2 separate regions of the Mus musculus genome follow, and region 2 is linked to region 1. The links are chromatin loops, found by intact Hi-C in ENCODE. Cell type or tissue: heart. All regions are shown on one strand. Each heading gives the region's core, and the rest is flanking DNA. Links, peaks and the distances in the headings are about the cores only. Region 1 holds the start of Dennd2d (DENN/MADD domain containing 2D). Region 2 overlaps Dram2 (DNA-damage regulated autophagy modulator 2).

Evidence for each region. Hi-C counts contacts between places; a loop is a spot of excess contacts. Peaks named below come from ENCODE experiments on the same cell type or tissue, not always from the same donor. Only the 100,000 strongest peaks of a DNase experiment are listed, where the experiment ranks them.
Region 2: it touches region 1 in a loop (2.0-fold over the local background); 4 of 42 quality-filtered maps call a loop at or near these places.

The regions. Positions count from the first base shown.
Region 1 is chr3:106,477,247-106,488,968 of GRCm38, forward strand. Dennd2d (DENN/MADD domain containing 2D) reads left to right here and starts at 8,794. Exons shown (of 12, transcript NM_028110.2): 1 at 8,794-9,074; 2 at 9,627-9,802; 3 at 10,605-10,717; 4 at 11,326-11,395. The coding sequence starts at 8,987. It overlaps 2010016I18Rik (RIKEN cDNA 2010016I18 gene), which reads right to left and starts at 8,667. Exons shown (of 2, transcript NR_033207.1): 1 at 8,558-8,667; 2 at 4,740-6,187. In heart, for the core only: a CTCF peak has its summit at 5,181; DNase peaks (open chromatin) are centred at 5,315 and 8,755; H3K4me3 peaks cover 1,325 bases; H3K27ac peaks cover 931 bases; H3K27me3 peaks cover 784 bases.
Region 2 is chr3:106,551,223-106,562,944 of GRCm38, forward strand. Dram2 (DNA-damage regulated autophagy modulator 2) reads left to right here. Exons shown (of 9, transcript NM_026013.3): 2 at 934-1,058; 3 at 3,942-4,086; 4 at 10,527-10,594. The coding sequence starts at 3,956. Among named protein-coding and RNA genes, the nearest start is that of Cept1, 9.3 kb to the left of the region's middle. In heart, for the core only: no CTCF peak of the experiment used is centred there; no DNase peak of the experiment used is centred there.

The sequences.
Region 1 (11,722 bases), core at 1,500-9,499:
GCCGGGTGTGGTGGTGCATGCCTTTAATCCCAGCACTTGGGAGGCAGAGGCAGGTGGATTTCTGAGTTCGAGGCCAGCCTGGTCTACAAAGTGAGTTCCAGGACAGCCAGGGCTATACAGAGAAACCCTGTCTCAATACACACACCACACACCACACACACACACACACACACACACACACACACACACACACACACCACAGCACACAACACCACACACACACACACCCCACACACACACCACATACACACCACACACACACACCACACACCACACCACACCACACCACACACACACACACACACCACACACACACACCACACACACCACACACACACACACACCAGACTGGAGGAGATTGGGAGAAGAATAAAGGGGGAGGAGAAAACCTTTGCTTTTACAGAAACTAAGGTCTCTCATGCTTTCCCTTCGTTATTGGTGAATGTATCATTTTTACATTTATTTCTTTTATTCCTTTCCAATTTTCTTCCAATTAAAGCAGAATTTTAGACTTTGGGGATAAGATGTGCCATACCACTTCCAGTAGGATCTGTGTGACAAGTTCCAGAGACTGAGGCGATCGACCTCAAAATGGGGAGAGGGAGGCCTCCTGGAACCAGTTGTGAAACTCTTCGCTGGAGAAAAAATATTGAGTCTTAGTTCTCATGGCAATCTATCTGTTTTGTTTCCTCTTATTCCTTTTCTTATTTACATGTTCCTGGTAGCCTAGGCCAAGATCTTAAGCGAGAATAATGGGTAAGAAACCATCCCTAGAGATGGGGCCACTAACATGACCTTATCCCCAGGGAAACCAACACTTTACTTTCTAAATCATTTACAAAACTATGATGATAAAAAAAACTTTCCCAACAATAAAATTTCATATGGCTACACGTGTCATCGGAGGTGGATTTTGGTATATGGTAAAGAAAGCCATAATTAGAAAGAATTTAAATAGTTTGAATTTATACATTGAAGATTATAAAAATTCAGGCACTAGATGTTAAATAATAGTTGACCATGGGGCTCGAAAGTTAGTTCAGTGGTTAAGAGCACTGATCGTTAAACATTTATTAACCTGCTCCTGGAAATATGCCACTAGCCGTGGACAACAACCCCCACAGAATACATCCTTTTAGAATTTTTATATTTTGATGATTTATAATGATGTTACCTGTTCTATTTGTCATTCACTGAATACGTAGTTTCAGAGTTGTAATGCTTGGATGATTTTTGTGCTTTACTGTTCCAAATGATTTTTGCTGGTATCTGTGATTGTTTCATTGGATAGTTTCTAAGAGATGTAATGTTTGTGTTTTTTTGTTTGTTTTTGTTTTTGTTTTTAATGTGTAAAACCTCCTGCTTGAGAGCTGCAGAATACACTCAGATTCAAACTGCCTCTGTGTTTGTTTCTGTTTGTCACTGCCGAATCCTTACCCACCTAGCTTCAAGGACCCTCATTCTAGGGATCCCCATACCTGAATGGGGTGGTCCGTGGCAAAGATGGCTGATTAGAAGCTTCGTATGTGTGATCAGTCAGGATAGCAGAGCACAGATGCTATCATGGAAAAAGAGAAGAGCATAGGAGTTGATGATAATGTCCCTACAAAGCATGGAGAAGCAGAAAGGCTACACAGAAAAGGGAGGAAACACCTTTGCCTACAGCTGTGACTCCCTGGGAAGGGACAATAGGACTGACTGAGTTTTGCACTATGAGACTACCATTAGCCTCTGAGTACCTGGGGCAAAATGCTGTGCTTTGAGTCTGAAATTTTCTAAAGAGCTCATATGTTTAAACATCTGGTGCTCAACTTTATGTGGAGAGCCTGGTTAATAGAAATGGGTCACCAAGGGTGGGTCTTGAAAGATGTGTAGTTCAGATATAGCAGTGGTCTAGCTTTTGTTGGTGCTTGTCTATTATCTTCTGAGGCAGGGATTCATGTAGCCCAAGCTGGCTTCTAACTCCTTGTGTAGTTATGATTTTGAAATTCTGATCCTCCTGACTCTGCCTCCCAAGTGTTGAAAATATTGCCAGTGTTGATCACCACATCTATCTCAGATAGTTCTCACAAGAAGAAATATAGATCGCCAAGGAATACATCTTTTAAATGTTTGAACATTCTTAGTCATAAAGAAAATTCTAATCAAAATTATACTGAGATTGTATCTCACTTCAGTCAAAATCATCATCAAGAAGACAAAAGTAAAGAAAGAAAAGAATGTAGGAGAAAAGAAACAATTCTAATAGAAATGTAAACTAGTACAACCACTATGGAAATCACAGTAGAGATCTCTCAGAAAACCAAAACTAGAATTACCACATAATTTTCTTAAGTCACTCTTGGGTGTATACCTAAAGGAGCAGAAGTCAACATATAAGAGGGATGTCAGTGGTGACAGTCCCACACTGCTACCCTCACCAGCTTCACTTCTCCTAGACTTGTAAGTACCTCGACTCAGGCCAAATTAGAGGAGAGGGCCTTGACATGGAAGAGAATTTTGAGACTGGTCAGTATAGTGAAGAAGAGATTAAAATCTGTTAAATGATGATTTTAATATAGGCCTAAGCGTTATTATGAGAATGAGAAGTACTCAGAAGAAATGCTACATGCCCAGGTTGGAGTATGTGCTTCCCAAGGGAGAAGAAGGGGAGGTAAGAGGCACCTGTGCGCATGCTCGCCTCAAGGGAGAATAAGCAATTGTCTTACACACACACAGAGAGAGAGAGAGAGAGAGAGACAGACAGACAGACAGACAGACACAGAGAGACAGAGAGAGAACCTTGTTGACTCTTAAGCTATTTCTCAAAAGGTTACTTAGACTCCCTCTCCTTTTTTCTTCTTAGAAAAATCATCAGGATTATGGCTTGGAGGGAGATGGCCTTAGGCACTTGGTAATTGGGCTGAAATTCTTGCTTGCCTACTGGCAAAAGCTTCCACAGAGTTCCCAGCTGACAGGTTTCTTCTTTTCCACTTCTCATGACATGAAGCTCTGGGGATGTCTATACACCCATGCCCATTGTTTGGCTGTATAAAATAGTCACGTTATGGAATCAGCCTAGGTACCGATCCATAGCATGAATGGATAAAAAGTGTGGTTTATACACATTGAAGTATTGTTCAACTGTGAAGAAGAGAAAAATTATGACATATTCAAGAAGATGAATGCACTGGAGATCACCATATTAAGTAAAATAACCAGACTTAGATAAATACAGCATTTTTTTCTCACATGAAAAACCTAACTTTGAAAAATTCCATGAAAGTAGAAACAGAAATATATGGGGAGAAGTGGACTTGCTACAAGGGGGAGAGAAACATTCCTATCTGCCCACAAATGCTTTCTTGTCTTTCTCAAAGAACCCACCACGTTAAACACAAATATCCCTTCACTTCTAGAACAACGAATTCTTCTGCTGTTATTCATATTTCTCAGAAATATAGGTTTTACTTCCTCATATTTCAATAATATTTCATTTCATTCTTGGCCCTTTTCCACCTCCATTTCACTGCTGTCATTACCTGTCATCCTGACATTACTCTAAGTGAAAGTCTCATACAACTATGCAAAGTTCCTAAATCTTTAGTGCAAAGAATGACCACCTAGTGAATATCCTTACCCTCAGGTTAGGCATAGACATGGTCATCCCCAAAATCCCACCAGAGGTCTCATAGTATTCACCCACCATTATTTCCTCCTTCCTCCCTAAAAGATGTACTATCCTGACTGCCCATCCAGTGGGTTAGCTTTGTTTTAAGCTTTATATAAACTGAAGCATATTTCTTTTGTGTCTGGTATCTCTTGCTCATACTTGTAAGTATGGACATAATATTGCATGCACTGAGGGATTATTTAATTTTGTTGCTGCATAAACAACACGTGTGTGTGTGTGTGTGTGTGTGTGTGTGTGTGTATGTGTCACAATTCACCTATTTTGTATTAATGAACCCTTGGGGTTGTTTCCATATAAAGACTTGTTCAACAGTTTCCATTAATCTTCTTGTTCTTGTCTTCTTGATACACATATATTCATAATCATCTGGTTTTTCTTTTGAAGAAAGAAAGCTCTGTTTGGGAACACTGTAAATTAGATTGGACCAATTAAGACACAAGAGCACAAGAGCATCAACAAGTTAGACAAGGTTTTCTTGAGCAGCCCCTTCTCTTATGAGAGATAGAGAAGCTGCAGATCTCATAAGACAAGGCACTTGGAGACAGCCACATCCTTTCATGTTATTTCATGCAAGAATCCAGAGAATGGGAAACAGAACTACGCTATATAATTAAAATTAGATGCAAGTTGCTTGCACCTAGAGTAAAGGCAACTCATAGTGGTCAGTTTAATGCAAGGGCTGCTTGCCCAGCTCCTTCTGAACTATAGAGCTGAGGGCTGTGGAACCACCTGGGGATGAGGCATGAAGAGGCTGAAGAGGACTGTGGATCACAGTCATCTTGTGGGATTTTGCTTTGGTTTGTGTCTCACTCCTGAAGTCAAGGTTAAGACCTTGGAAGAACGTGGAGGGTTTAAGTTGGCTCTGCTTATCCCTCTCTTACAAATAACCTGGGAGGAAGAAAGGATGTACCACAGAACCCCCAGCAGGTGCTTATCACAGTGCCATAGTTAATAACTGCAGTTTAAAACCTGAGCCTATTTAGAAGTCAGTGGAGATGAGCAGAGAACAGCTGCATTGCAATGCTGACCATAGGAATGCTTTACATTTATGTCATATAACAGTTTACAGAAAGTTTTTTTAATCCCACTCTCTGACATTGAGAAATCTTTATTTATGGCAGCCAGGTAGGTATTATCCTGGCTGGTATTATGTTCATCTGTGGACTAACAAAATCGATTGGAAGGCAGGGTCACTACCTTCATCCACTTCTTCAGTCCCTTTTCTGGGGTGCCTAAGTAGAAAAGACAAAAAGGTCTGGAAGTAGCCAGCGACTCTGAATAGTTGTAAGAGCAGGCGTGGAGGAGTTGGTTAGAAGGGCATGCGGTCTGAGAGTTCTACTCCTCCGGATAGTTTGGAAACACCAGGGAGGCGCATCTTCCAGTCCTTGCCCTGGAGGTAGGGGTCTCTCTCTTTAGGCACCTACCAGAGTGTTTCAGAAGGTGAAGTTTCACAAAGGGTGACAATGAGATGGTACCGCCCCTCCCGGATGGACGCGCTGGCGCCCTCTGGCACCCCGAGCCTAGAGGCGCAGAGGGGTAGGGTGAGGACCCGAGAAGAGCGGCCAGCCCAGGTGCGCCAGGGGTTGGGCAGGAGCCCGGAAGGTGCGCTGCCCCGCCCCACCCCCTCCTTGCGCCTCCCGCGTGAAAGTGAAAGTTCCAGGGCCCCAAGAAGGTCAAGGATTTGGGGGGCGGGGCTGGCGCGGACGTGGGAGCAGGCGCTGGGCACTGGAGGGGCCATGGATGGGCTCGGCCGCCGCCTCCGAGCCAGCCTGAGACTGAAACGCGGCCAGCGGGGTTAGTGCGGGCCACAACGCGCGGGGGAAAGAGGGCGTGGGGTCCCCCGAACTATAGGCTCGGTGCGGCACTGGGGTCAGGAACGTGGATCAGTTTGGGCGGGATCTGTGAGGGCTGGGCAGGAGGCAGGTGAGCTCAAGGGAACAGGTAGAGGTCAACAAGGGGACAGATCTGCTGGGTCAAGGGGGAACCTGGTGGCCAGAAACCTACAAAGGTTGTGGGGCCCCAAGGGCCACGTGTCCTTCTATCCAGGAAGCTTGTGGTGCAGCCACTTTGTGGCTAAAGAGCTTAGGCCGTCAAGCCCTCCGGGAGGCGCTTCCCTTCCCTACTTAACTGGATTTTTTTTTTCAGTTCCCGAGGAGATCCAGCTTGTCCCTGCCTTGCAGATAACCGTGCCACAAAAACTGGTCTCCCCAAGCCCTTAGCACTGACCTCAGTAGAGCAGCCAGGTAGATCAGCTCAGCTGTTTCCTCAATCCGGACCTTGAGTTCTGACCTGTAAAATTGGAATCTTTTCCCTGTCCAGGGTGGATTATAGGGATGAAATTAGATGTGCCATCCGTTTCCTTTCTCCTTATCTGGAGCACTGGGACTTGGAAGAAGGGCAATTAGGATTCATTAATGTATCCATTCATTCAACAAACATCTGTTGCTGTTTATGTCTGGCCAGTGCTATGGCTGAGCTGTCACCCTCGGGTTTGTTCAGACAGAGCCCATGCTTCTGGAAAAAAAAAAAAAAAAAAAAAAAACCAGTTTGTAAGAGTCATTCCCAGAGAGCTCGCCTCTTCCTGAATTTGCAAGTGAAGATATCAGTGGCCCCCTCTCATAAGAGGCCTCAGAGCTGAGGTCGGTACTTCCTTCTCGTAACTGTAGGGACTTGTGACTGCTCTGCTCTTTGTACCTTCTCGCTTCTACCACACTCTTCCAGCCTGGTCGTTATGGCATATGCCTCTTCTACCTGCGTGCCAGGGAGAGGGCAGCAATGGCTGGAGCAGTATGTTGGGAGGAGATAAGTCCTCTTTTTGCTACAGAGTTCTGGCTTGGTTTTCTTGGGCTTCCTGGACCTGAGTAATCTGCTACTGAATGGCTAGGGTCTGCTTCCTAGGGCTCAGAGGACACATTTCAGTTGTTCTCCACCTTACCCTCACAGCAGCATATGGCTAGCAATGGTACCTGGAGGATCTTCCTTGTGGTGGAGGAACAGGAAGGCAGGCATTCTATATGTACCTGGTCACAACTTTAGCACCTGTCAGGTCATATGGGTGTGACTCTTTCATCTTTCTTACTGTCCTCTTGCTTCCTGGGGGATTTCCCCTTCTGGTTCACTGGCTCAGGCTGTTTTGTCTTAGAGATGTGTGTGTGTGTGTGTGTGTGTGTGTGTGTGTGTGTGTGTAAAACACTGGTAGGGAAGACTGTTACGGTGATTCTGGGTTGCTAGCAGTTCAGCAAAGAACACACAACAGCTTTTCAGATCAAGGTTCCCTAAAGTCCCCTCTCTTCCTTCAGGTGGTTGTGGGAGGGGCTTCCTGTTGGAGGAACAAGTATAACCAGACGCCTGACTTCCCTAGAGGAGTGGCTCCTCCCTCAATTAAAATTGAGGATAATAATCCATTCCAGGGCATCCGGGTCAAGTGAGGTGCCTTCTACTATAGAGGAGTTTGATGCATATTGATCCTTCTCGTGCTTTTCTGTGAGAACCCCTTTTGAAAGGGGGAGAAGGAGAAAACACTCTGTTGGATCTTGAGCCTCAGCCCAAAGGTCTTAGTTACTTTTCATTGGTCTGGGATTTCTGACATTGCTGGTCCCTTGTTTCTCCTGATAAAGCAGGAGGAAATGGAGTGAAAAGCCAGCCCCAAGGACTGAGGAAAAGACATTTCCTGAGCTTCTGGGATGACCAGGAAGATGACTCTGGCCCCCCAAGCCATTTGCTCGCCACCCATCCCACTCCACCCACTACCTCTTCCTACCGGGAGATGTTTACTGTGTAATACACCAGAAGGCCTGAGCCTGGATTTGGAACTTTTTATGACGTTCACTTTGTACAGATCCTGTTCATTTTCAATTGCCTCCGAGTGACTTAATGCCTCGGTTTTCCTTTCTGTACTAGGCATGCTCTTGCTCCGTAAGGCAACCAGTAAAGATTATGCAACATGTCTATACAGGCTACAAGTAAGACACAAGTACTTTCTGTGGTGTCTTGCTTCCCCGTTCTCAAGATCCCAACTCTCATCATCTGTACTATGATTGCTGCTTCCGCCACAAGTCAATGTTGGGTTTCTGAGTCCTGCATTTTACCAGTGCCACAGTTTCAGTGCTCTTAGGAGTAGGGTGACAGCCTTCCTTCTTACCATAGCAACACACTCCCTCCCAGAGGGCTGCTAATTCTTTGCAGGAGTGGCAGACACAGGCACCAGATCCTTTTACTTCTTCCCTCCCCATTAAGTTACTTCTGGGCAAAGTCTCCTTCCTCTTATCCTGTACATTTCCTTATTCAGGACTTTCTGTTTAATAACCCAGGGTATCAGCGACTACTTTTCTCCTCTTCCTCAATCTCTAGACATAGTACTGGGCCTGCTGTTTAGCTTGTCCTGGCCCAACCAGAGGAAAGGCTGAGCAGGGGTAGGGGAGGGGTGAAGATGCTCTGTACCCCTACAGCTGCTGATGCAACTAGGCTCCTACTCTAAGCTGGGGACGATTTCCCGAGTCATTGCTTCCTTTTAGTAAAGATGGTGAGAGAAAGGATTCTTCCGGAACCCTGGAATAGTGAGAGAGATTTATGCCTTAGATCAGGAAAGATTGCCAGGGAGGAGTGGGTGAAGTAATCACCTTCACAGCTATTCTGTATATCTGGGCCTCTCAGAGGTGGGCCTCTCCTGTTACAAGTTATTAGTACATTTAGAGAATGAGTGGGCAAGTCTACTTATCTGAATCAGGGCAATCTGGCATCTTGGCTGCAAGAAGTGTTCAGTCCTGGGTTCCTGAAGATCCTTGATGTTTTAGATTCGCCAGTTGGCCTGGTGGGACTTTGCAGCTCCCGACGATTGCTTGAAAAGGTGATCGTGAGCAGTGGAGGATGAGGGATGTAAAATACCTGTGCTGTGCCCCACGAGGCACTGGAGTCCATAGTCTGATCTTCACAGGCATCCCTCGCTGCCTGGGTTTGTAAATAAACTCACCACATGGTCTGCAAGCACTGGAATTGAAAGCCCTTGGCCCAGAAGCAGCTGTGCCTTGAGATGTTTGCTCATGACCTTTTCTGTTACCACACCCTGGGGCTCTTGGGAGGAGCCAAGAGCTGAGTTGTAGTGCCAGGATGCTGCTTCTGTCAGTGCCCACACTAAGCTGCCTCGTGGGTCCTTTCACATCCTTCTTGCTCAATTACGGAGTACACAGGATGGAAACTGCTCTCTGCCTTTGGGAGACAGCGTGTGGCTCAGCTCAATAAAGTTGTGATTGGAGACCAAGGCAGAAGGCACTTTCTCAGGCTTTCTGTGGCCAGCCTGAAGGAGAAAGAACATCCATGCCCCCAAAGCTCAGAATGATGGAAGGACAAGGGGTAGGCCGAACCCTCAGGCTGCTCCGAAATCGCTTGCCACGACTTCGAGCAGGTCAGAACTGGATTGCCTACTTCCTTTTTCGGATGATCTTTTTATGGGCTGATTCCTGCTGTAGTGATCCTCTTTTTCCTTTATATGCTCAAACCCACATGGCCCCCATGTGGTCAAGCCAGGAGGATTGCCTTATCAGTTTGCAGAGCTAGTCCCGTCTGTTGCAGAGGTCTTGCTATAATTACCAAAAAATGCCCTATGGGTCTACTCTGATTATTTAGTGCAAATTTACTCAGGGCTCACAAAATACCCAGAACTGTTGCATCAGGCAGACTATACAGTGTCAGGCATCAGGCCTCCAAGAACCTCCACAGCATGGCATGGCTCCTCGGTTCTACATCAGTGTTTTCTTTTCTTCCTGTGTCACTCCACAGTTTCAAGTTTCCCAGGGCAGGTATGGAAATTGCCCCCTTGGCTCTGATCCTGCCTGGTGGTGCCTGGTCAGGCTTGGCACTGTAGCCTTGAGGCATGGTTGTTGCCCAGATTCTCGCTCGCACTACAGAATGGAGGAGTGGAAAGAATACTCAAGAGACCCTTGCATCTCCATTTTAGGACAATCCCAGAACAATCCTGGGGAAGCTGTCACAGAGCCAGAAAGGATCCAGGAGCATTCTCCATCTAGCTTTGCTGGAGGCCAGCACTTCTTTGAATACCTTCTTGTTGTTTCTTTAAAGAAAAAGCGTTTAGGGGATGACTATGAGCCCACGATCACTTACCAGTTTCCCAAGGTAAGGATGGAGGGAGAAGTGGGGCCTGAGGATGGAGGTGGGAGGACGAAGGTGTGTTTAAAAGGTAATAGAGGAGTTCTATGTCTTACCACGCTGCCTGGGCTCTAGCCCTGAGCTCACTGCTCTAGTTTCCTTTGTAGCCCAGCCCTAGTTTTCTGTAATCACCCAGAGAATCTAGGTCTGACTGCTTTGTGAAGGACTGACTGAAACTCTGGAGCAGGGAAACAATGCTCTTGCCCCTGTGGGAAACCTTCAGTTCTTCCAAATTCCACCTCAGTCACCTTTTCCTACAGGAAAACTCAGCTTCTGCTGGAACTACTAAGAAGGGATGGCCTTCCTGGTTGTGTGGTAGAGAATCAAGCAGGCCCCCGACTCAAGCACAGCCTAAGATCAGTCTCCCAAAGTATTAGATCTCTTCTTGCCTGATCATGCACTGGGTGAGGCGTAATGTCCCCTTCTTACCAGCCTCTCTTGTTAGAAGGTTTAGCAACTGGAAGGGTTGCTTCTTTTCTATGATGTGGTTTCTCTCTGATGCCACCCTCTCAGGAGGTTGGTCCAGCTGACCTTTCTAATCTTCTTTTTGAATATGTAAATCCTCAGGATACTGAATTCCAACCCAAGGTTACATTGATGTGGCCCAGAACAAATTGCTTTCTCTTTGAGGTTCTTCCAGCTAGACTTAGAGTTCAGACTGTATGGTACCAACCAAAGGCACCTTTGTACCCCATGTTGGTCAGAAAGAAGGCTGACAGGCTTCTGACCTCTGCTTCTTTGCCTAAATTCCACTGTCTTTTCCTGACAGAGGGAGAACCTGCTCCGAGGTCAGCAGGAGGAGGAGGACCGGTTGCTCAGTGCCATCCCTTTGTTCTGCTTCCCTGATGGAAATGAGTGGGCACCACTCACAGAGTATCCCAGGTAACCACTCAGCCTGCAGGAAAGGGTATCAGATTTGGATAGAAGGGCAAATGCGTGGCTCTTGTCCCCTCACCTGGTATGAATGCTGAGTTTTTGCCAGGGAAATATTTTGCTTGGGATCCTTTAGACAAATGATTGAAGCTGTGACTTGACTTTCTCTCTGAAGACTTTAAAGAGTCTCTTACCTCTTCCTAGAAGAAGAAATTGCCTTTTAAAAATGTTTTTATTTATTTATCTTTTTCTACTCTGGACTGGAGAGAAAGACTTTGGCCTCTACAATAAGGAAATGGTTCTTGCTTGCATCATGAACACTGGAAGCAGACCAGGACTTCAATTTTTAGATAAGAAGTAACCTCAGAGCCTTACTTACCTGGTCCTTAAAGTGGTGATAATAATTGAACCTTCTTCAGAAATGTTTAGTTGAGTCTCGAATGAGGCGATGCATTAGAGCTTGACACCATCAAGTGCTTAGTAAGTGACTGCTGTGATTATCCCCATGATTAATCAGCAGCTCCCCTTTGTCTTCCTCTCCCCTCCTCTGAAGCTGACTTCACTCTTGTTTTAGGATCCAGTGAGCAAATGAACACCATTGGTCTGCTCTCTCTTAGGGAGACCTTCTCATTTGTCCTGACCAATGTGGATGGGAGCAGGAAGATCGGATACTGCAGGCGCCTCCTGGTTGGTGCAATTCAGAACCGCCCCTTCCTCTCCAAGGCTGGGCTTGCCAAAGACACGGCTACAAAAGCTTAGGCTTGGTGGGAATGGTGCATGTAGGGAGAATACACATCAGCATGTGCCGCCATGTTAGTGTCCCTTCAGGAATCCCACAAGAACAAGGACGTGCTGCCCCTCTCCTCTGCTACCACAAGGCTCTGGCCTGTGTCCTCCCAGCTTAACAATTCTACACACAGGAAGAGGTTCCAGTTGGACCCTCTTACTGTAGTCTTCTGCACCCAGGCCTGCTTGTCTTGTTCCATGGAGCCTCCCAGACACTCTGAGATTTGA
Region 2 (11,722 bases), core at 2,082-10,081, 75 kb after region 1:
CTCAGTGGCCTGGAATTTGCAATGTAGAGGAGGCTGACTAGTGAACCTCAGGCATGCTCCTGTCTCTTCCTCCTCAGTGTTAGGGTTACAGGCACTCTGTCCCACCTGACTTTTATTTACATAGGCTCTGGGTTACACTGAACTATCCTTCCAGCCCTCTGCTGCATTTTGGATATTAAGGATTTAGAAGTAAAAAGCAGTAAAATGGAGAGGAGGCTCTCCTACTAGTAGTGGGATGAGCAGAATGTTTCAAGCATACCTTTTACCTAAACACCTAAATGCTGAATAGGTCATGTTAACTTTTTAAATGCCAAACACATTTTCTATGAAAGAAAGGGAAGTTCCTCACCCAGGCATGGTGGCTCGTGCCTGTAATCCAAGAATGTGGAGATAAGACAGGAGGATTTTAAGTTTGAGATACCTTAGACAGTAATATATTCTAGGCCAGCCATAACTGAATGGTAAAACCATATCTCAACCTTCCCTATCCTCCCAAAACAAAGAGAGTGAAGTCCTCAAAGCTGAAGTCAGACAAGGAACGAAAGCAAGAGGGATAGCCTAGCCGTTACCTTACCTTCTTTGGAAGCATTTGGCTTATAGCAAAAAACAAACCAGTGAAAGACGAGGAATGGAACTCTGCCTCCTACTAGAACAGGAAGGGAGGACTCATACCTTGATCTCCTGGTTATGTGTTCAAGAGAGTGTTTTTACAGTTTATGCAAAAAGTATCACAATTTCAGTGAGTAATATTTTCAAAAGCTAAAAAGCAAACATTTCCTCTTAATTATGTAGCTCATTTCCTCTGAACTACCTTTTCTCAAATGTCAGGATCTCAAGACTCTGTACACACTCCATGAATGGAGGGCTAGAAAAGTCTCTCCCTCTTAGCCAAGAGAGACCACTTAAATGTGTCTGTTTTCTCCACACGTCCAGGTGGTGGAAGATACCATCAGAAACTGGAATCTGTATGAAGTCTTCCATAACTGATTCAAGGTTCACACTCACAGTCTACATGCTCTGAGAAACTAGAAACCCGAATTAACCAGAAGTTCGCCCAGGTTAGTAAGTCAGTCATATTCTCTCCATCCGCCCCACCCCCACCCCCCTATATGTATGGATGCACCTGCAGGTTCCTGGTCAAATGTATCATGGTGCACATGTGAAGGTCAGAGAACTACTTATGGGAGTTAGTTCTTTCTTTCGCCATGTGGGTAAAACAGTTCTTTGGCATACATACGGTTTTGCCATTTATGAAAGATCATAGCAAATTTGAATGCCAATAAGGGAAATGTACTTTTCTAGTTATCCATTAAAGTTTAAACCACTGAATATTTGACACTCTGGGGTAGTGGTTCTCATCTTGAGTCTCAACCCTTTTGGGGTAAAAACACTCTTTCACAGGAGTCCCCTAAGGTCATTGGAAAACACAGATATTTACAGTATGATTCATAACAGTAGCAAAATTACAGTCATGAAGTAGCAATGAAAATAATTTTATGGATGGGGTCACCACAACATGAGGAACTGTATTAAAGGGTCACAGCATTAGGAAGGTTGAGAACTGCTGCTCTAGGTCAAGGAGCATCCTCTATGTTTCTCAGTGTTGATACATTGTATTTTATCCTTTTTATGCTGCATTGCATAAATATGTAGTATAAAGTGGAGAAGGTACATTTAAGACCATTTCATTTCCTAACTTTTTTTCCTAGTCCCAAATGATTAAATTGAAATCATTTAATGAGGTGTGTGTGTGTCTGTGTGATCAAATATTCTAACAATTCAATCAAGATATACTACTCTGATTCTTAATTAAACCATTATGCTTCTTAAAGAACAGAAAACATTGTATTAACACTAAAAATTGATCCCTACACACAATAGCTGGGAATCTGAGCTGAGGTGTTTCAGGCAGTGTTCAATGGTGCATGGTACAGAGTATACCTTGTATAATCAAAGCGAAGGTTGTACAGAAGTTATGCCAACACCCTCACCTATGTTTAGATTTGTTACACTGTTGAGTTTGGATTACTTTCTGATTGTATGTCCAGAAATAATTTTCTCTCCCTTTTATTCCTATTATTTTTCATAAACTCACATTCAGTTACATGAACCACAGTTTTAAAAGCTAGATTTTAGAATACTTTCAAATTTAATGATCAAACAAATACAAGCTCATATTTGGAAGCCATAAAACACATTCAAGGGGTCTGGGAGGGTAGTTCAGTTTGTAGAGTGCCTAGCGTGCAGATAGTCGTATTCTTCTGTCACTTTCAGTTCACTGAGGATCTCGGGGCCTAGACTGCTCCATTTTGTACCGTCCTTGTACTTATTACTCACAGGCAGGTCCAACAAGAAGTTCTTTTCCCTGTGTGAGGAAGTAAAGCAAAGATTCTTGAAATAGCAGAGCAGCTACGCCTCAGTCATGAGAACTCTGGTGTCATGCAAATATTCTTCTACTTCCCCTTTGCCATCAACATTGCCTTTTACAAGCTATCTATCTATCTATCTATCTATCTATCTATCTATCTATCATCTATCAACTCTCCATTGCTCTCAGGCTACCATAGTTTACACAGAGGAAGCCAGTGTAGTTGGCCTTTAGCAGCATGCTGTGCTTGTCATCTTGCTCCTGACTGTAGTGCTCCCAGTCATTGATCTGGATAAAGGAACTTAAACTGTGATCAGGGTTGACCCTGTGGTAGTCTCATTATGGTGATTTTCCTGCAGTTTTGCACTTTGAAGCCCTACATCTTTTGCTGTCTTTTCCCTACCATCTATAGTCACAACTCAAACTTTGTGGATCCTATCTTCTTGAAATGCTGATATGGCTTAGTTGGTAGATGGCTTATCTAATATACCAGAAGCCCTGGGTTTGATCTCAAAACCACATTAACCAGGTCTGGTGTGGTACACACCTGGAACCCCAACAGTTAAGGTGGCCAGCCTGGAATGCTTGAGACTTTGTTTCAAAGACTGACAGGAGAAAAACAGAGTGGGGGGGGGAGCAGGGAGGGGCCAGGGAGGGACAAAGGCAGGCCAGCTGAGACTGGGTTGGAAGAGTCACTCACTGACCTCAGGATTTCAAGGTTTTAGGATCATCTTGGCAGACAGAGTTTTTTAAAAAAAAAGAATCTGGTTCCAAACACCATGTTTCTTGTTTACCACAAGTCTGACCATGAAAATTATGGCTCTGCTGCTGAGTACACCACAAACTGACATCCCTACTTGCCCACTGTAGCTCAAAGGCCTCACGTTTCCCATCTAGACATCTCAATGCTGGCACTGATGCCAAGGATTACGGGTATCCTCCACCACATCTGTTGATCATCTGATTTGTGTCTTTTGAATTTTGAAGAAACTGCATTACAGAGACATGAAAATGTCAATCCTTTCATCATGTCTCAGTCTTTCCTTCTAAGGATGGAAGTTACACTGCCCAGCCAGCTCATCAGCATGTGAGATACTTGCCAGTCCAGAGAGTACAAAGATTGTGGTAGCTCCCCTTCCCCACCAGGAAACAGAAAACCACATTCACTGATCTGACAAATTGTAGATTGGGAATATTAGGGCCAAAAATCAGCGGTATTGGAACTATACGGATATTTTTATTAAATGAATGGTTACACCAAATCAGCTGTCCCATTGATTGACATTACTGTAATATAGACATGACTTAACTGGTATGAGTGTGTGTGTGTGTGTGTGTGTGTGTGTGTGTGTGTGTGTGTGTGCACGTATGTATGAAATGATAAGATAGAAAGCAAGTTTCTGGCCATGGCCTCTAAATGAGTCTTAGTTCTAAAAAGTGAAGCGGTGATACAGGGGTAGTGTGGGGAGGATGCTCAGAGGGTAAGGTTCCAAGTGCTGGCTGGGAGTGGGTGCCTAACACAGAGTGGAAAAACTTACCCGTTGTTGTTTCTCATTTGCTTTCTTTGCTTCAGAAGACCTGTCTGAAATGTGGTGGTTTCAGCAAGGCCTCAGTTTTCTTCCGTCGGCCCTTGTAATTTGGACATTTGCTACCTTCATATTCTCATATATCACTGCAATAACACTCCACCATGTTGACCCTGCATTGCCTTATATCAGGTCAGTGAAGTATATTGATCATATAAACGTAACCCCCACCTTCAGTGCTGGGGACTGAACACAGGCCCAGGTTAAGGGCTACTTTCCCCAGTTAGTCTTTAGGATTGATTCATAGTTTACATCAACTCTGGCATTTCAATTTTCATTTGAAAATTCAAGCTTTTAGACTGCTATCATAGCAAAGGAAATATAAAATAGAACTTGCAGTTGATTCCTTCAATGAAATAGAAAAATCTGGGGACTGTCAGGTAAGAATCAGTTAGTTAATAGGTTCTAAACTTTTAGTGTCTTATCTTCTAAATAAGTGCTTGAGCTTGCCTCAGAACCTGGAATTAGAATTAATTTTCTTGTAAATTAAAAAAAAATGCTGCAAACAATAGTAATGTTAGAAAAACATAGTAGTATTGGCAAATGTTATTAATGTATTATGTAACAAGGTAATGTTCTAAGTTTTCTTCATGCCGTAGGTAATTAAATCCTTGCATCATCCATGTGTAGAGAAATTTAGCCTCATTTAAGTAGTCAGGATCTGTAGTAATCTTTCTGTTGCTGTGATAGATATCTAAAATGTATATATCCTTATACATTGACTGTTCTGGCTCACGCTTGTAGTGGTTTCAGATCATGATTACTTGGCCCTATTGCCTTGAGCCTGGGATGAAGCATACAGGATGGCAGAAGTACATAGAGAACAAAGCATTCACCTCGTGACCTGAAAGCAAAAGCAAGCAAGGAGGAGGCCAGGGATTTGTAATTCCCTTTAAGTGTACTTACCCAATAACTTGAAGACCTCTTCCAGGCCTCACATCTTAAAGAGCCCACAACTACCTCTAATGCTTCCCTATAGGCTAAACATTCAATACATTCAGTATCTAAATCACAGAAGGAGTAAGGTCCTGGAACAGGATGTTATTTGCTCAGTGGTACAACTCAGTAAGTGGTGAACCAAGATTTGTACCTGCAGTTTTTCTCTAGGGACTGTGTTCTTACTCTCAATGACCTACTGGGTAGATATTTCTGACAAAACAAGTATCAACAGTTATATTTTTGAAATTTCAAAACTACCAACAATTTAATTATGGATAATCAGTCACATGTACTGTGTTCATAACCACTTTTAAACTTTATTTTTCTGAGTGTTTAGCCTGCACTGTATATGAACCACATGCATGTTTGGTCCCCTTGGAGAACGGATAAGAGCATCCAAGCCCCTGGAACTGGAGTTACAGAGGGTTGTAAGTTGCTGTCAGGTCCTTTGTAAGAGCATCAGGTGCTGTAACTGCCGAGCCATCTTTCCAACTTCCCCAGCCCCATCTCTTTCAACTACAGAAGCAGGAGTAATTATTCCAACAAACTTTGAACAAAACAATACTGCTTACAAATAGGAAGTCATTAGGGCTGACTCAGCCAGCCGTTGAGAATTTGCATCCAACCAATGGACAGAAGCTGCTGACTCCTGTGGTTGAATTAGGTGAAAGCCGGAAAAAGGTGAGGAAAAGAGCAACCTTGTAGGAGGACCAGCAGCCTCAATTAACCTGGAACCCCCAAGATCTCTCAGACATTGGACCACCAATAAGGCAGCATACACCAGCTGACGTAAGGCCCCCAACACATATACAGCAGAGGACTGTCCGGTCTGGATTCAGCCAGAGAAGATACACCTAAAACTCAAGAGACTTGAGGCCCCAGGGAGTTTAAAGGTGGGGTGGGGTGGGGCTGGGGCGGGGACATCCTCATGTAGGTGGGGAGGAGGTATGAGATGTGGGACAGTTGGAGGGTGGACTGGGAGGAGAATAAAATCTGAAGTTTAAATTAATTAATTAGTTATTAATTAATTAATTAGTAATAAATTAATTAATTGCTTCCTGTTGCTGAGGACCTATGTTTGGTTCCCACTGTCCAGAGTGGCTCTCAACTCCCTGTAACTCCAGATCCAGGAAACTTGATGCCTTCTTCTGGCCCACAGAGGCACACACACGTAGTCATACGTTAAAATTGAGCATATCTTTAAAAATAAAGTAGAAGTCCCTTCTTCACTCCTGAAGTTCATTCCTGCCTCTGAAGGTGATAGGCGATTTAATGGCTTTCTTTTTAAGAAATTGTTTTGTCATCTATGGTTTTAAAGGATTCTTTCTCCCTTTGTTTTTGTCACAGTTAATATATTTTACTTAGTAATTTTAAGTATTAAACATAATGAGTAATGCCCCCTACCCTCTGGCTATTAGAAGTAATGTTATAATAAAGACCACATCGTATAATTTTACATACTGTACTGGAATGTCAGTATAGTTCTCTATATGTGGTATTGCTGAATAGACAACAAGGTAAGACTTTTAATTTGATACTGCCAGATATGTTTATGCATTCACAAAAAGAATATGAAAAAACTAATAATTATAAATGGATTCTAAGATACTCAAATTTAAAAACATTTTTATAATGAAAGGGAAGCTAAATAGAGAGAGGAAAGTTACAAGAGCTATATAGGGGTAGGTAGGGCTACAGGTGGTAAAGACACCATCACTGAGCACAACGCAGCTGTCAGTCCCTGTGTTCTCATCTAAATGATTCTACCTGGAATAGAGGTGAAGCCTTTGAAGCACCGTCCTAGAGAGGGTGACCCAATTGCTTTTTTACTTTTGTCCTTGTCTAAATATAGCCTCTTTTATTTTGTGTTTGTTGCAATTGTTCGTTCCATTTCCTCATTTAGGACCCTTCTGATAGATAACCTTTCTAACACAGAAAATGGCAAACTTTTAAAAGGTGATAAACCAGAAGGTTTAGTTGAGCCATTAAAACTGTCAGATGACACTCTGACAAGTAAGTGTACTTCAGAAAGGGTATCATGTGGCTGTGGCTTCTATAATGGAGATACCACACAGAAGTCATGCACAAATAGGGGGCACTAAGAGATGTTTATAAACCCCCCCCCCAATTTTCTATGATTTTAAGTGTTCACTTCTGGCAATAATTTGACAAATGATCACCCTTGTATTAGAGAAATACAGAGCTCAAGGAGGCAGACAATTCCTTGTGTCTATAAGAAGGTGCATATTTTAGATTGATGTGACCAGTCAGCATTTTTATTTCCCCTCTGACAACTTGTCTTCTTGCATTGCAGAACTTTCTGTAACTTAGGAGTTACTAAGTGTCTTTTGAGTGTTTCAGTTCTCTGCTGGTCTCATCTGTGGTCTTTCCTGGCACTCTGGACACTTCCCCCCACCCCATCTCCTTCTGCTTTTATTTTTCTAATGATAAGCTTTTCTAATGATAACCCTGAAGATATTTAAATTGTAGTATTATACTTCTTTTAGGCTCATTTTTTTGATGTTCAAGATATATAAGTAGCTTCAACTAAATATGCTGCCAAAGGATTTTTCTTTTAGTTTGTAGGTGCTATCTAAAAAGTTACAGTCCCAAAGGATATAAAGAAATGTAAAATTCACTTCAAAACTGAATTTACAAGTAGTAGTGCTTCAGATGGGATACAAGCCATTGGGCTATAAGAAGATGCTCTGAACAAAAAAGGAAACAGTAAGTCCAGTGACAAGGAACCCACACAGTGGGAGAAAGTCTTTACCAGCTATATATCTGATAGAGGATTAATATCCAAAATATGTAAAGAACTCACAAAATAAACAGCCAAGAGTGATCCAATAAAAATAAGAAGTGGATCTGAACAGAATTCAAAAGAAGATGAAAAAGTGGCTAAAAAATATTTCAAAAGGTACTTAACATCCTTAGCAATTAGAGAAATGGAAATTAAAACTCCTTTGTGATTTCAACATATACCAGTCAGATCAACTGACAACAAATGCTAGCAGGCATCTGGAGAAAGGAGAACCCTCATTTACTGTTGATAGACTTGCAAGAGAATGCAGCTACTCTGGAAATCGGTGTTTATAATTCTTACGAAGCTAAACTACATCTATGTGACCCAGCTGTACATTTCCATGGATTATTTTTCAAATGTCTTGACATCCTCCTCAATATATATTTGCTTAACTATATTCACTGATTAGACTATTCACAATAACTAGGAAATTGAACCAACCTAATCTTCAATTGAGGAATGGATAACAAGATAATAATACAAATATTCTATAAAATATAATTAAGCTGTAATGAGATTATGAAATGTTCAAGTAAATGGATCGATCTGGAAAAGATTATATTGAGTTTGGTAACCCAGACCCTGAAAAAAGGCTGCATGTTCTCTCTCATTTGCAGTCCCTACCTCCAAACACTAAGGATGTTTGAAAAAGCCATACAGAATTATACTATTTCTTGTTTACCTGAGCTTACATATAATATATACATGTGTATGTATATACCAATATATAGTTTAAATGAAAATTTGACACTTGGGGTGGTAGAATTCTCCCTGCAACAGGCATAGAGAAACTAGCAAAAACCCAAGTTTTAGACATGACAATGTTCTTTTGTCTTGTTAGGTGAGGCTAAATGTACTAAAGGGAGTGCTAACCTCTTGGCAAGATCCCACCCAGCTAAATTTCCAATTTATGAAAAGGAATTAAAAGTTTAAGGCAGAATGTAGTAATACATGCCTGTACTGGCTAGTTTTGTGTCAACTTGACACAGCTGGAGTTATCACAGAAAAAGGAGCTTCAGTTGAGGAAATGCCTCCATGAGATCCAACTGTAAGGCATTTTCTCAATTAGTGATCAAGTGGGAAAGGCTCCTTGTGGGTGGGACCATCCCTGGGCTGGTAGTCTTGGGTTCTATAAGAGAGCAGGCTGAGCAAGACAGGGGAAGCAAGCCAGTAAAGAACATCTCTCCATGACCTCTGCATCAGCTCCTGCTTCCTGACCTGCTCGAGTTCCAGTCCTGACTTCCTTTGGTGATGAACAGCAATATGGAAGTATAAGCCAAATAAACCCTTTCCTCCCCAACTTGATTCTTGGTCATGATGTTTGTACAGGAATAGAAACCCTGACTCTCAGAATGCAGAAGCTGGCAGATCTTTGAGTTTGAGGTCAGCCTGATCTACAGAGGGACTTCCAGGACAGCCAAGCTTAGGCAGGGCAGGAAATCATCAGAACCAGGAAGCTGATGAAAATGTATTTGAAAAAGTAGAACAATATTCCAGCCCCAAAAAAGCAGCAGAATTGGGCAGCTTTGGCCATGTGGTTCAAGCTTTAGAGTCAAGGATATAAGAAAGGAGCTATGGAATCTTCCTCCTTGATTAAGGAAAGCCATTGAGGCCAGGTGTATGTTAGGGCTGTCCCTGCATGGAGCCCCAGAAGCCATGGTATGAAGCTTTGAAGGTGAAGACCGAATTGGCTTGGAGACCCTAAGATGTTGGAGATGCCAGAGCTGTTAACAGGGAGTGAAACTAGGCCAAGAGAAAACTTTTACAGTCAACAAAGCTGAAAGGAGTCATGGAGTTGCAGTGTGTGGAGTTTGCCCAGCTGGATTTCAGTCTCCTTTCAGGCTATTATGTCCTCATTATGTTCCTTTTCTTCCTTTGGAAAGGTATATCCTGTGCTGTTGTATGTGGGAATTATATGTTCTACTTTTTGATTTTGCAAGGGATTATAGTTAAGAGATTGGAGAGATCTCAGAAAAGACTTTGAACTTTGGACCTTTAAAGAATTTTGATATAGTAATAGACTATAGGGACATTTATAGTTGGACCAAATGCACTTTTCAATATGATATACTACAAGCTTGTGGGGCCCAGGGAGTGGAATGTGGTGGTTTGAGTGAAAATGGCCACCTTAGACTCAGGGAGTGGCATTGGTGGTCTTGTTAGAGGAAGTATGTCACTGGGAGTGAGCATTAAGACTTCAGAAGCTCAAGCCAGTCCAGTATCATTCTTTCTTCCTGCTGCCTGCCTGTTCTAGATGTAGAACTCTCAGCTCCTACCGTTATTGATAATGGACTAAAACTCTGAACTGTAAGTCAACCCCAATTAATTGTTTTCCTTTGTAAGAGTTGCCTTGGTAATGATATTTCATCACAGCAATAGAAACCCTAAGACAATAACTGATGAATGGTATTTGGTACATATTTTTAATGATCAATTGATGGACAGGTATTAATTGAAGTACAGGCAGTCACAGCGGGTACAAAGACACAAGAGCTATGAATGGGTCAGTGCTGCTTACAGAATATTCTGGTGAAGTTGATACACTGATATTATTATGGACTTTATTTTGGGTAAATGCACAGCATACTGTTAGCAAATCAAGGATAATCTCTTTTAAGTTAGTTTTTGTTGATTTCTGAGGAAATGAAAAGATCTGATATGACAAGAAAGAGGTAGGCAAATATTTATAAACTCAAATTATGTTCTCTTGCTCGCTCTCTCTCTCTTTCTCTCTCTCTCTCTTAAAGAATAAAGGGCTTTAAAGTAATTCCTGTTATGATAGGGTATCTGGTGTAAGAACCCTATATACTTTCTCTTTGTCTTTCAGCGACACAGGGACAATACCTCCTGAAAGATGCCTCTTTGGAGTAATGCTAAATATCGCTGCAGTTTTAGGTAAGTAATAGAATGAAGAGTCAAATTGCTGATTTCTTCTTTAAATACTGTATCACTACTTATTTTCTAGTTAAACTTGAGAATATGTTGTTATTAAATTATTGATTATAATATGTTCCTAAAAGAAGAAAAGGAAAAAGAAAGAAAGAAAACTCTTGGTTATATTGCTGCCTTCCAAGGGGGCACAGTGGGGAGAAGCTCAAGTAGAAATGCCATTTATAGAAATACACTTTGAAGAAATATTTTTATGGCTATAATAGACTTCTTATCTAAACCTAAGTTGCAAGGTCAACCAAACATTCCTTGAAACCTTAGGTAGATTTCTTAAGCAATTAATATGATATCACAACTTGAAGCTAAAACTTACTACAACTAAATTCTTTCATTATAAATAGTTTAAAAGTTTAAGAGTAGAAATGGAATTGTGTTTTCATTTTTGGTTAATAATCTGCATGATTATTATCATGCTGCAGAACTTACCATACTGTATTATGTTCAAGTTCCTGTCTTGTGTGTGAGCCTGACTTTTGTTAGTTTAATAAAATATTTAATAAAAAATTAAATATGATCCCTTAAAATACTTTGATTCATCAATTCAATACAAACTATTTGCTTGCATGAAAAGAGAAACTGGGGCTAGCAAGATGGCTCCAGAAGTAATAATTCTTGCTTACTGAGCCAGAAGACCTTGAATTTAATCCCCAGAACCCATACTGGGAAGAGAACCAGCTCCCAAAGGCTGGTTAGTGACTTACACACACTCCCCCCTTCTCTCTCTTCCCTCCCTCCCTCCCTCCCTCCCTCCCTCTCTCTCTCTCTCTCTCACACACACATAAATAATTCATAGTAAATGTAAAAGAACATTGAAAAACTAGAAATTAGAAAAAAATAATTTATAAACTTGTTTTCTATTTACACTCTTCATGTCTACGCAACACAAATTTGTCATTTTTATTAAACTTCTAAGTTGTATGGTCGTAACGCTTCAGTAGAAAGTTGGAATTGGCCCTTCCTTGAAAGATGAATCTGTAAAGCAGAATCTGGTTTCTTTTTTTTAATTATTTTTATTAAATATTTTCTTTATATACATTTCAAATTTCGAATGCTATCCCGAAAGTTCGCCATACC